Linked DNA regions of Homo sapiens: region 1 is linked to region 2. A link is a contact called in ENCODE Hi-C data. All regions are on one chromosome and are shown on one strand. The core of a region is the stretch at or near the end of the contact, and the rest is flanking DNA. Distances in the headings are between cores, read along the strand shown.

Region 1 (6,088 bases), core at 1,823-4,322, 500 kb before region 2:
CCCAATGGCTCACTCATGCTCTCCTTCTGCTTCACTTGCCTGGCTCTCAAATACCTGGCCTTCAAGGCTCTGCTGAGAGCCTACCTTCCTGCAAGGCCCAAACAAAGAGAAGGGAAGACAGAGCATGCTGGCTGCTGGGGACCCGTGCCATTCAATCTCCAGTTCCTGCTTCCCAGATCCTCAGCTACTCCTTTGCCCTTCTTACTTACAAAAGCCAATACATTGGGAGGCCAAGGTGGGTGGATCACTTGAGGTCAGGAGTTTCAGACCAGCCTGTCCAATGTGGTGAAACTCCGTCTCTACTAAAAATACAAAAATTAGCTGGGCATGGTGGCAGGTGCCTATAATCCCAGCTACATGGGAGGCTGAGGCAGGAGAATCGCTTGAACCTGGGAGGCAGAGGTTGCAGTGAGCCGAGATCATGCCATTTCACTCTAGCCTGGGCGACAGTGCAAGATTCCATCTCAAAAAAAAAAAGCAAGCCAATATATTTTCCCTTTGCCTGGGTGTTGGTCAGTTGAATCCAAAGGAGCACAGACAAATACAACTTGGTTTTTAATTGTTTTACTGTTTGGAGAGGGTCTTGTCTGTGAACTCAGGTGGGCTTCATTTTTCCTTCCCCATCAATGATGATAATAATTATTATAATACTAACAATTCTAATATTGTTTTTGCTAGATACAGTAATATATGTAACAATAATAATCATAAGGATTAGGATTATTGAGTGCTTACTGTGTGCTTGGAACTGTTATGAGTGTTTTACGTACATTATAATACTTAATCTTCACAATATCCCATGAAGTAAAAAAATCTGCAACTCCCATGACACAGATGGATGGATACACAGAAAGAGCACTGACTTGTCCAGGGTTGCAGAGATGATGTGCAGCCAGAATTTGGACCCTGGTGGTCTGGCTGGGGAACCAGTACCCTTTGCCCCTATCCTTGACATCCTCCCATGACCACTTGCCCTTTTACCTTCATTCCCTAAAGAATGCACATTGCAACACAATATATATTTTTCAAGCTCACAGAAGCACAGGTCAGACTGGGAGTAGAAGCCATTGAACTTAATTGCTCTCCAGAAACATGAAGTCCTTGAACTGTCCTCCACCCAACGATTATTTCACACCTTCTTGAACTTCTCCACACATGGGGAGCTCACCACCTCCCATGGCAAGCCAATCCCTCTTGGGACACTTAGGCCCATCGTAATGCCCACTCACAGATTTAAGCAATGTATCCCTCCCTATATCTTTCATTATCTGAGTTCCATCCCTTGAAAGGGCAGAGATCAAGTTTAGTAAACATCATGAATTATAAAGGCTCCACTCTGGGAAATGGGAAGATCTGGGGCAAACAAAACTTATTTTCCATGGTGGAGTACAGATACAAAGAGGTCCAGCAGTAGGAGGTGGTAGAAAGAGCAGAAAAGGAAAGGAGTAGAAAAACCAAGGGGAAAGAGGACTCCTGGGACCCTTCATGCAGTGAACTCAGCACCAACTAAAAGAGGAGGCAAGAGAAGCAGTAAAGAAGTGCTCACAAAATTCTCAGGACCCTATGAACACTTCTGAAAAAGGCTTACGCAAGACCAGCATATTCCTGACGATGGGCTGAGCCTTTATGAAATAACTCACTATTGAGAGACATAGACTAGGGTTACGCCCTACCCTATAGCCAAACACATTGCTACTCAGTTGACATGGGTTTGAATCTCAGTAACTACTCTCCGAATAAAAGGAGATGCTGACCAACTGGCTTAAGGTGCTTAATTCAGACCTGTTCTCTTCTCTGGAACTGCAGTTTCATAGTTGAGCAGTCAAGTGGGGTGCCTGTCTGGCCAACCTGCCAAAACAAGAACCTCAGAAGAAGTGTTTGCTGCTCAGAGGAGAGGAAAGCTGCCCACATGTTTATGAATTCAGCACAAGTAAAAGTGGAAAGGGGACTGCTAAGTTGCTCAATTTCCATCCTCCCCTTCTCTCAAAGCAATGTCATTCCTGTGGCTGAGCTGGGCATATGGCCACACAGAGTAAAGGCCACATCTCTCAGCATCCTTTGTAGCCACATGCTCTGGCCAAAGGCATGTAAGTGAAAGTGCTATATGTCAGCTCCTAGAATCTTCTTTAGCCCTTTCTTCTCCAGTTCTTTCTTCATCCTTTGCCTGAAATGCACATGTATGCAGCTGAGGCACAAACTGCCATCTTGGTCACTGTTGACAAGGATCAGTCTTTAGGGTTAAAGTGGAACAGGTCTGGGTCCCTAAGGAATTCACAGGGCACAGCCACCAAACAGCTCTTAACTGCATGCCTGTGGATGTTTACATAACTGCAGACCTGTGGATTTTTATTGAAGGGAGAAATAAGCATCTTGGCCGGGCGCGGTGGTTCACGCCTGTAATCCCAGCATTTTGGGAGGCCGAGGTGGGTGGATCACGAGGTCAGGAGATCAAGACCATCCTGGCTAACATGGTGAAACCCCATCTCTACTAAAAATACAAAAAATTAGCTGGGCGTAGTGGCGGGCGCCTGTAGTCCCAGCAACTCGGGAGGCTGAGGCAGGAGAATGGCATGAACCCAGGAGGCGGAGCTTGCAGTGAGCCGAGATTGCGCCACTGCACTCCAGCCTGGGCAACAGAGCCAGACTCCGTCTCAAAAAAAAAAAAAAAAAAAGAAATAAGCATCTTGTTTAAGCCACTGTTATTGTGGGTCTCTGTTCCTTGCATCCACATGGAATCCTAATTAATACAAGACACTTACCACATATTGTTGAATTTGAAGGAATGCTCTTAGAATTGTGCTGAGAATTAGGGATCACAGCTAATCAGAGCTTAGAGTCTTATCCATGACTCAGCAGCAGAAGAAAAAAAAATGAGCAATTGCAAGGTTGTGAATTCATTACTGCTAATCAACGCCTGTAAATGGGGTTGGCTGGAACTGTGCTTTGCCCCCCTTCTACTCCCCAAATCTCTGCCACATCCAAAGTCTCAGCAGAGAAGTTTCTACTCCTTGCACAATTATAATCACCCATGTCTTAGCATCTCTTTGGTGCGCTATTTGTGTCCGTCTGGCTTCCTGCCAGAGCCTTTGCCAGCTGAATTATATCAGAAAGAGCCAAGACATGCCTAAGTATACATTTTAAACACCTTTCCAGCCTTGCAGTGCAGCGAGCTGATCGCTCCTATAAATAAGACTTAACAACATAGAGCTCACCCATGACCTTGAAGTTTCAGTTATGTGGTGGGAAGAGAAGACTGATCACATGTGGTTCAGAAGTGAGTGTGGGGACAGGGGCTAAGGTGGCAGGCAGCTGAAAATTTTGCCTGCCCAGGGTCCCTCTGCCCTTTTCTTTTAGGAACAACATCCAGCTCCTCCACTGGGAAAAAAGTCTCTCTAGGGTTCCTTGTAGATTTGGTGAAACTATTGGTCAGAAGGCTCACATCCCTGGCCAAGGAGTAGAAACATATCTAAGCTAGGCCAACTGAACTCTTGCCCAAAGATCTTTGTCTTGAGAGAAGTGACTCAAAGAATAAAAACTAATCGGGGGTGAATTCGTCCCATGGTAAAACTCTGAAGAGACCACTTCATTAGTTCCTGCTGCCTGGAATTCCAGATCTGTCTGAGATGTGATTATCTGACCCCTTCTTCCATCCTAAGAATATTTAACCTCATCGATCTATCTATCTTATCTGTCTGTCTGTCTGTCTATCTATCTATCTATCTAATCTAGCTCTCTAGCAATCTATCTGTCCTATCTATCATCTATCTTAATACCTCCATTTCAATATTCTAGGTAGAACACTGGGAAGAATATTGTTTTCATGCAAATCAATGCTACAAAATTCATTTTCCACATTTCAGGAAGACAGCGCATTTGTTTCTATGGCACTCCACAAATATTTATCCTTTGTGACTCAATTTGTAAGGAAACAGCTTCCTTTTATTTAGATGAGTCTATCTGGAGTCACGGCAGATCATTTGGTATTTTAATATGAAAACATGTTAATGGCCCTTAAGTAAACAGAGGATTTCCACTTTTCCTTATGAAAGAACAGGGCCTTCCTTGACTGTAAGGTGTCAGTGGAAACTCAAGCCCATTTCCTCCTCTTTTTTTTTTTTCCTCACGTCATCCCTGAGACAGAAATATGGCAGAGAAGACAAGGGTCCCTTTAAGAATTCCAAAGGTCCAGCTCACATCCTTTCCTGGTGGCTCCCTCTCACCTCCTTCCCAAACCCCATCAAACTTCTTCGGCTGGAAGTTCACACCCTCCATGTTCTGCTCCCACCCCTTTCCAGCCTTATGCCTTCCTGTCTTCAGCCAAGACCTCAAACTGCTCCTGACAAAGCCAGGAAGGACTCCCCACTCTCAACTCCATTGTCTGAAAACAGATATCATAATAAAAGCCCAAATCAAATTACATCTCTTTAGGAATGTTTTCCATAATTCCCCCAGCCCCCCAACCCAGCCTGGTATGTTCATTCATTCTGATTCTCCACAGCATTTCTAACTTTTGGTACACTCTGCCTTGTATTAGAGTGTTAAAAATATATTTATCCTTCCCAACCCTATCTATACCTTCTCCCAAGTGCAGGCTTATTAAGAGATAGGACTATATATTTTGTGTTACTGTACCTCACATTCTTCCCTGTACATACAGATGCTCAATAAATATTTGTTGAGTGCATAAAAAGCAAAGCTACCCAAGAACATGCTTCTAAAGGATTCTATAGTGAATGTAACTTGGAGATGGTGATAGTAAATGTAATTTTTAAAATCTTGGCTTGGTTTTTCTACTTTCCCCTCAAATATACAAATTTAGATATTCAGTGAGAAAAAAGAACAATATTGGACTGATTTATATCTTGATCTAAGTATACAGCTGGGACATGGCAGCACTTTTCATTATTGATGGTGATGTAATCATATTGAAGCCCAAATACAAATAAATGAAAATTTCTCTCTCCATAAGTGTGCTTCAGCCCATGGAGACACCAGCTTTTCTCTCCTTTTCATGTGTATTTACTCCATCTGGAATCACATGACTCACACTATCAGAATCTGTGCAAGTGGATTTCCGTGTAGGAAATCATTTCCAGGCTTGAGCTGAGCACTGATTTCTTTGTTGTGATTCTTATTTGAGTCTGTTTCATCAGAAATAAAGAGTTTTGATTACAGGAAAGTGAGATTATTTCATTTCAAAGCAGTACTTTTCTCAATAGCTTAAACCCCCTCCTTTTCCCCCTAAAAATGTCCCTTTTTTCTAGGAAGAGAAAAAGTCCCATCCAGCCACACCTTCTGACCTCCAGCCTCTGACTCAGACTGTCTGTTGAAGGCCAGCGCCTCCACCCCTGCACCTGAGCTTGTGCAGACTGATCTGGGAGGATACCCCATTAACTATCCCCTCTCCCCTGTGTCTTCACCTCTCTCCAAGATGCCTCCTTCCTGCTAGTCAATAAACAAGAATTATCTCTTTCCATACTAAAAATAAGTGAACTTCTCTTGACCCTGCATCCTGTTCTAGTTGCTGCTGAATCCCTCTTCCAGACTTCCCCAAGGCCAGTCATCTCTTACTGCCTCAACATCCTCACATCCTGACCCCTCCTCAGCCTCAGTCCCTCTGCACTCACCGCCCTGCTGCGTCTGCTCCTAGTCAAGTCCATGCCTCAGCCTCAGTCCCTCTGCCCTCACCGCCCTGCTGCATCTGCTTTTAGTCAAGTCCATGCCTCAGCCTCAGTCCCTCTGCCCTCATGCCCTGCTGCGTCTGCTCCTAGTCAAGTCCATGACTGCCACGTCCAGCGGACCCTCTTTGGTGTGGATCTGTTTGACTTCTTCGTTTTTAAAAACATATTTGATCACTCTTCCTCCATGATGAAGAGACCATGACGCCATGTTCTCCATATGGGCACCTCTTCTCCTACTCTACCACTAAAGGTTTATTTGTTTTATTGTTCTTATTGATTAACATTTAATTCTTGGCTACTCATGTCCAGCCTCATGCTTTAATTCCTACCGAACATGCTTAAATCTATCCAAACTATATCTTCAGCATCTCTCCTGAACTCCAGCCTTTATGTACAATTGTATTTTG
Region 2 (6,388 bases), core at 2,096-4,595:
CTGTCTCCACATCATAAAAATGTGTATTGGAAGACAGTCTTCTTTCTGTTACTCAAGGACCCTTATGTGAGGAGCCATGTGGGAAATTTCTCCAGGAATTTTATTCAGAAGAAACTGTGCCCTCTGGGTGAACTGGTATGAGTTCCTCTAGCGCCGTGCTATTCCAGCTGTGGCCACAGGCCAGCAGCTGCAGCACCTGAGAGCTGGTCGGAATGCAGAATCTCAGACCCACACAGGCCTGCCGAATCATACTCTGCATTCAGCAGGACCCCAGCTGGTTCCTGTGCACAGCACATTCTCAGAAGCTCTGATCTTGCAGATGAGAACCATTTAACTCGCCTTCACTTTGCACCTGAGCTTCCAGATTCCTGAGTAAATTCCTTGCTCTTTTAGAGTAACTCACCCAATCACCTCGGGTGATCCTCTTGGTACCTTGCCAAGAGGCTTTATTCTTCATTCACTCAGCATTTCAGTTGAGTACTCCCTGTGTGCCTGGTCCTGTGTTCCGAGTACTAGGAGAGGAACAGAAAGAGCACTAGGGTCTCCTGACCTTGAGAAGCTCCCAAAACAGGGCCCCTGTTCCATCACACCACAATTTGAGAGCAGGACTTTGCCTCCTTTCACAGGCGGCGGGGCGGGGAGGTCTTTAATTTTCTAGGGTTTAGGGAGAGCTTCGTGCGGGAGTGTCTCTTTCATGGGAGTGTTTCTTTCTGATGCCTGCTGCCTTTACAGTTCAGAAGCATGTGTTTTCTGGAGGGTGAATACTTGTTTGTCTGCCTGATGGTCAGTCTGTGTCTCACATTTCTCTGTCTCTGCCCCTTTCTCCCTAAGAACCAGGATGTGGTCAGTCCCACACTGGCTCTTCCATGGTGTCTTCCCCGTCCTGCCTCAGGGACAAACCTCTTCTGCTCCTTCCTCCCCCTTGTCATTGGCTCCATCCCATCCTCACCATCTTCTTGCATCCCTCATCCTGCCCCTTTCTTCACTCCACTTGTGGAATTCATGGGGCAACTCCCCTGCGCTCCTCAGCCGCACTGCATTCTGCCCAGCGACAGAGGAGGCACTAGGGCTTTGGTGCCTTCACCCCTGGCCACCCTGTGCTGTGGCCAGCTGCCACTTACTCATTGCATCTCCTCATTTGATGTCCTCTTCCTCGTCTGTCTGTCCATCTTGCACACTGAACAGAATATCACCGCGCCCTACAGAGCACCTGTGTACACAGTTGAGCAGGCCAAAAATCAGCCATTTGTTGAAATAAATGACTAAGAGTAACCCCTCCAACCCTGCTTAGAAAATAGGTTAGGGCAGGCCGGGCACGGTGGCTCATGCCTGTAATCCCAGCACTTTGGGAGGCCGAGGCGGGCAGATCACAAGGTCAAGAGATCGAGACCATCCTGACTAACATGGTGAAACCCCATCTCTACTAAAAATACAAAAAAAAAAAAAATTAGCCAGGCATTGGTGGCAGGTGCTTGTAGTCCCAGCTACATGGGAGACTGAGGCAGGAGAATGGTGTGAACCTGGCAGGTGGAGCTTGAGCTTGCAATGAGCTGAGACTGTGCCACTGCACTCCAGCCTGGGCGACAGGGCAAGACTCTGTCTCAAAAAAAAAAAAAAATAGGTTAGGGCATAAAATGACTTGGAATATAGTATTAGTACTAGCAGCAATAGTAATAGTAGTAGTACTGTTGTCATTTAGTACCATGGGCTAGTTTAGACAGACCATTGAGTTTTAAATCAAAAAAGAAAAATAGGGCTGGGGATGGTGGCTCACACCTGTAATCCCAGCGCTTAGGGAGGCCAGTGCAGGAGGATTGCTTGAGACCATGAGTTCTAGACCAGCCTAGGCAGCATAGTGAGACCCTGTGTCTACAAAAAATTTTTAAAAGGCTGGGCATGGTGGCTCACACCTGTAATCCCAGCACTTTGGGAGGCCGAGGCAGGTGGATCACGAGGTCAAGAGATCGAGACTATCTTGGCCAACATGGTGAAACCCTGTCTCTACTAAAAATATAAAAAATTAGCCGGGTGTGGTGGCGGGCACCTGTAGTCCCAGTTACTCAGGAGGCTGAGGTTGGAGAATCATTTGAACCCGGGAGGCGGAGGTTGCAGTGAGCCGAGATTGCACCACTGCATTCCAGCCTAGCAACAGAGCGAGACTTTGACTCAAAAAAAAAAAAAAATTAAAATTAGTTGGACATGGCGAATGCCTGTGGTCCCAGCTACTCAAGAGACCAAGATAGGAAGATCTCTTGAGTCAGGAAATCGAGGCTGCAGTGAGCTGTGGTCATGTAATGGCACTCCAGCCTGGGCAACAGAGCTTTACCCTACCTCAAAAGAAAAAAAAATGGATTGGGGGGGTGCAGGGAGGGAGAGAGAGGGAGACAGAGGTAGAGACAGAGACAGAGACAGACAGAACGAGAACTGGAAATACCATTTTAACTTGTTTTGTAACTGCCAAGCAGTTGCCCTTTCTGCCACTGGGTGATGCTCTTGTAAACAGTGAAACCCAGCAAAGATGCCGTATTTGGGGGGAATTTTGTAAAGCTTCCTTTTACGTAAGTGAAAGTCATGCTTTTTCAATCTGAAAACTTGTATACAACTTCAATTCCAAAATACTCTGTCTCTGAAATGCCTTCCCATCCATAACACCCTACCCCCAACCAGCCACTTGGACACCATAAGGCCAGACTCTTGTCCTACTGTATCGCTGTGTTTCTCCATTGGTCTGTCACTGAATATTTTATTCAAATAGATTGTGATTATGAATCATTCTGTGTGACTATGATACAGATTTTATATTTAAATTAGGCTCATTTAAACTCACTAGGAGAAAGAGAAGCACCAATTTCATAAAAAATCCATGGATAAGGGCTTGAAATGAAGGTCAAGAAAGAGGCAGTAGCAGCTGTCTTTTGTCTGGGTTTCACTGAATGACTTGGTCTCTGCGCTTCTCCCCTCACTTCACTTTGGATGAGGTTAGGGTGGGGCAGAGTCTTAGAATGTAGGAGAGCCCCATAGTCATCAGCTCTGTAAGGTGTCTGTGCTGGGCCTGTGGCTCCGGAAGGGGCTGGTGTGGGTGATGCAGAGACTCAAGGGTCCTGTCCTGTACAGTGACAGCAGGGATGGTTAATCCCTGTGACTCTGAGGGGTTAGAAATAGGGGTCTTGGAAGTGGGCTCTGCATGGTCTGGAGAGGGAAGAAAGGCTTAGGACGCACATCGGTCAGGTTTCTGTCTGCTAAGCCGGGGGAAAGCCATGTGACCCTGGGCAAGTTACTCAGCCTCTCCTGACCTCAGCTTCTTCATCTGTGAACTGGGAGTTAGAACAAATGACCACAAAGTTCTGTTCCGTTTTCATCATCTGTAACTCTCTAAGACAGCGCTGTCCAGCAGGACTTCCTGCCGTGGTGAAATGTTCTCTGACTGCACTGTCTCATACGGGAGCCACTGGCCGCATATGGCTAGTGAGCATGTGAAGTATGGCTGGTTTCTTGTCTTAATTTATTTAAATTTAAGTAGCCACATATAACTAGTGGCTACCATACTAGACAGTGCAGCTCCACGATACAGAAGAAACTATATTCGATAGAGGAAAATGTAACAAGATCTCAGCGTGGCAGTTCATGGATGTCACAGGCAAATCATGCCAACTAGGAATAATATAAATTCTCCTGAACGCACAACAACAACAGTCCTGTTTCCTTTGAGGAGGCAAGAGTCCTATGAAGCAGAACCATCCGCAGAAGTGAGACAGAAGGAAAAAAGCTTTCAGAAGGGATGGGCTGTGCATCTGCATGAGCTTGCCTGGCAGAGCCTGGTTCAGTAATGAAACCACCAGAGGAGCTGGACACATTTCCCTGTCACCCTTCTAAAGCAGCGGGGAAGGGAGCAAAGTTTTCAGCAGTTTCCAGATCCACCCTGCCTCCTATCCCTTTTCCCCAAAACCATGTGACAGTGTCTAGGCCAGATGCGGTCAGGGGTGGTCAGTGGGCCCTGGGTGTACTCAAATCCCGCTGACAACCTATGCAGCTGAGGTTCCAGGGAAACATACAGCCCCCAGCTGCCAGGCCCCTACAGTCAGTAGTGTTTGCTCTAATAAAATATTAACCCAGTTATTAATATCTCCTCCTTCCCCATGATGAAGGAGTTTATCCGAGAACAATCCGGCACAAAGCTACCTGACCCAGAAGTCATCCAGTTCTGTGTCTCCATCTTCAAATGCTCCAGGCTCCTGCTCACCTGACGGCGTTGATCAGCAGCTCTTAGATGACTTCCACAGGGTGACCAAAGGGGGCTCCACCGAGGACGCCAGCCAGTACTACTGTGACAAGGTGAGCGAGCGCAGGCAGCCGGGTGATCCACACACCCAGGGCTTCCCGGCCTCTTGTGGGCAGCTGAGTAGCTCTAACTAAATGAAAATATCTTATCACCAACTGCTGGAGAGAGATGTGATGCAAATGACCACTTTCAAACCGTTTTCCAGAATGATAATGGTGACAGCTACTTAGTCTTGATCCGTATCACACCAGATGAAGATGGAAAATTTGGATTTAATCTTAAGGTATGTTGTGTATTTATAAAGGAAGTTTTGTGCTGGGAAGCAATCTTTCAATGAGTTTTTAATTTGCATTACAAATGTGCTGCATTCCTGAGCTACATAAGGAAGTTGGTTCAACCCTCAGAATTGAGAGTTGGGGGTTTTTTTTGTTTTTGTTTGGTTTGAGATATTTGGGGTTTTTTTTGTTTTTTTTTAAAAACTCACTTTATCGCCCAAACCTAGAGTGCAGTGGCACGATCGCAGCTCACTGCAGCGCTGACCTCCCCAGGCTCAGGTGATCCTCCCACCTCAGCTGGGACTATAGGGATGCACCACCATACCCAGCTAATTTTTTTCATATTTTTTGTAGAGATGGGGTTTCACCATGTTGTCCAAGCTGGTCTCAAACACCTGGCAATCTACTCACTTTGGCCTCCCAAAGTGCCGGGATTACAGGCGTGAACCACCGCACCCAGCCTAGAATTGAGAGGTTTTTTTTAATGTGGCCTTAACAGCTGCCGAAGGCCAAGTGCCTGCTCTGTGCCTGGCATTGGCTATCCACTAGATTCATAGCACCTTCTTAAGTTCTGATAACAAGTGGTAAGGTCAGTATTTTTAAACCCATTTTGCAAATGAATACTGAGGTTCCCAGAAATGAGGGCACACAGTTGGCAAACAGATCTACCCACTTCAGGAATGCTATTAAGAGAACCCCTCAGCATTGCTAAAGCTGATAAGAGAAAAACAATTCAAGTTCAACCTGCAGGGCCACCACTCTCCTCCAGGCACCTTTAAGCAGGATCTGCAAACTAAACCCACAGGCCAAATCCCATCTGTTTCTGTAACTAGTTTTTTTGGTAACAGCCACAGCCATTTGTTTACTGGTGGGTTAATGACTGCAGAGTTGAGCAGTTGAATCAGAGCCCTCACTCCCACAAAGCCTCTCTGGCCCTTTACAGAAAACGTTTACTCATCCCTACTCTAGGACAAAGTGAGGGCAGGTGGTCGCCTACCCCCCAGCTGCCATCATGCACAGCCTCATCTGCCCCAGCAGCTGTGTTGAGGACCAGCGCTCACAGGCCAGATGCGCTCACAGGGTGTGCCCCCTTCCCAGGCCTCGCTCGCCTCTGCTGAAAGCCCCTATATATATATATATAAAGCCCATATATATATATATTAAAGCCCATATATATATATAAAGCCCATATATATATATATATATATATTTTTTTTTTTTTTTTAATTATTATAAGTTCTAGGGTACATGTGCACAACGTGCAGGTTTGTTCTAGCAGCACTCGAAGACATGCTGTGGAGTCCCTCTCTGGGGGCATCTGCGTTTTTAAGGAGGAGCTTCTCTCTGAGTGTATCTGTTAGTTCATGGACTGTGGGGATGGCAGAGGGAGGCTTCTGAACAGAGTCCTGGTCAGCCCGCTGGATCCAGAGGGGTCAGGAATTTGTTCCATATTTCTGAAATGACGTGTGATTCGAATCAGTCATAGTGAAGTTTGAAGCCTCCCTGTACCAAAGACTCACATTTATTGGTACCTCCATGTTGTTGATGCTGTGAGCTACTCGTTTTTTTGTTTGTTTGTTTGTTTAACTTAAAAAACTTTGTTTTGTTTTTATTTTAAAATGTTTACAGGGAGGAGTGGATCAAAAGATGCCTCTTGTGGTATCAAGGATAAACCCAGAGTCACCTGTAAGTAAATACATTCCATGTTATTCCTCGTGTTTGTTTGTTTCCCCCTAATTCTAACAGGTTTCTGTTTCTGAGTCCTGTTTCTTTTTTTGCCAGAGCAAAGAATGTGCTTAGATATACATCACCATGTTTTCTATAACCTTGCGGC

The links. A loop is a pair of places that touch in the nucleus more often than their neighbours do. Pooled maps may share reads with other maps.
Region 1: a map with no recorded cell type shows a loop between it and region 2 (4-fold over the local background). The contact joins two enhancer-like sites. A Hi-C loop is called at or near these places in 10 of 37 single-sample maps with no recorded cell type and 7 of 50 pooled maps.

What each region holds. Positions count from the first base shown.
Region 1 is chr9:109,910,340-109,916,427 of GRCh38, reverse strand. All of the region lies in intron 3 of PALM2AKAP2 (PALM2 and AKAP2 fusion), which reads right to left. Among named protein-coding and RNA genes, the nearest start is that of PALM2AKAP2, 130 kb to the right of the region's middle. Within about 2 kb of position 3,072, at least 13 of the 41 ENCODE cell types and tissues checked have a DNase peak (open chromatin) inside an H3K27ac peak, as active enhancers do.
Region 2 is chr9:109,408,173-109,414,560 of GRCh38, reverse strand. PTPN3 (protein tyrosine phosphatase non-receptor type 3) reads left to right here. Exons shown (of 26, transcript NM_002829.4): 15 at 4,146-4,332; 16 at 4,485-4,562; 17 at 6,184-6,240. Among named protein-coding and RNA genes, the nearest start is that of PTPN3, 87 kb to the left of the region's middle. RefSeq lists enhancers at 2,607-2,706, 3,227-3,346. Within about 2 kb of position 3,345, at least 2 of the 41 ENCODE cell types and tissues checked have a DNase peak (open chromatin) inside an H3K27ac peak, as active enhancers do.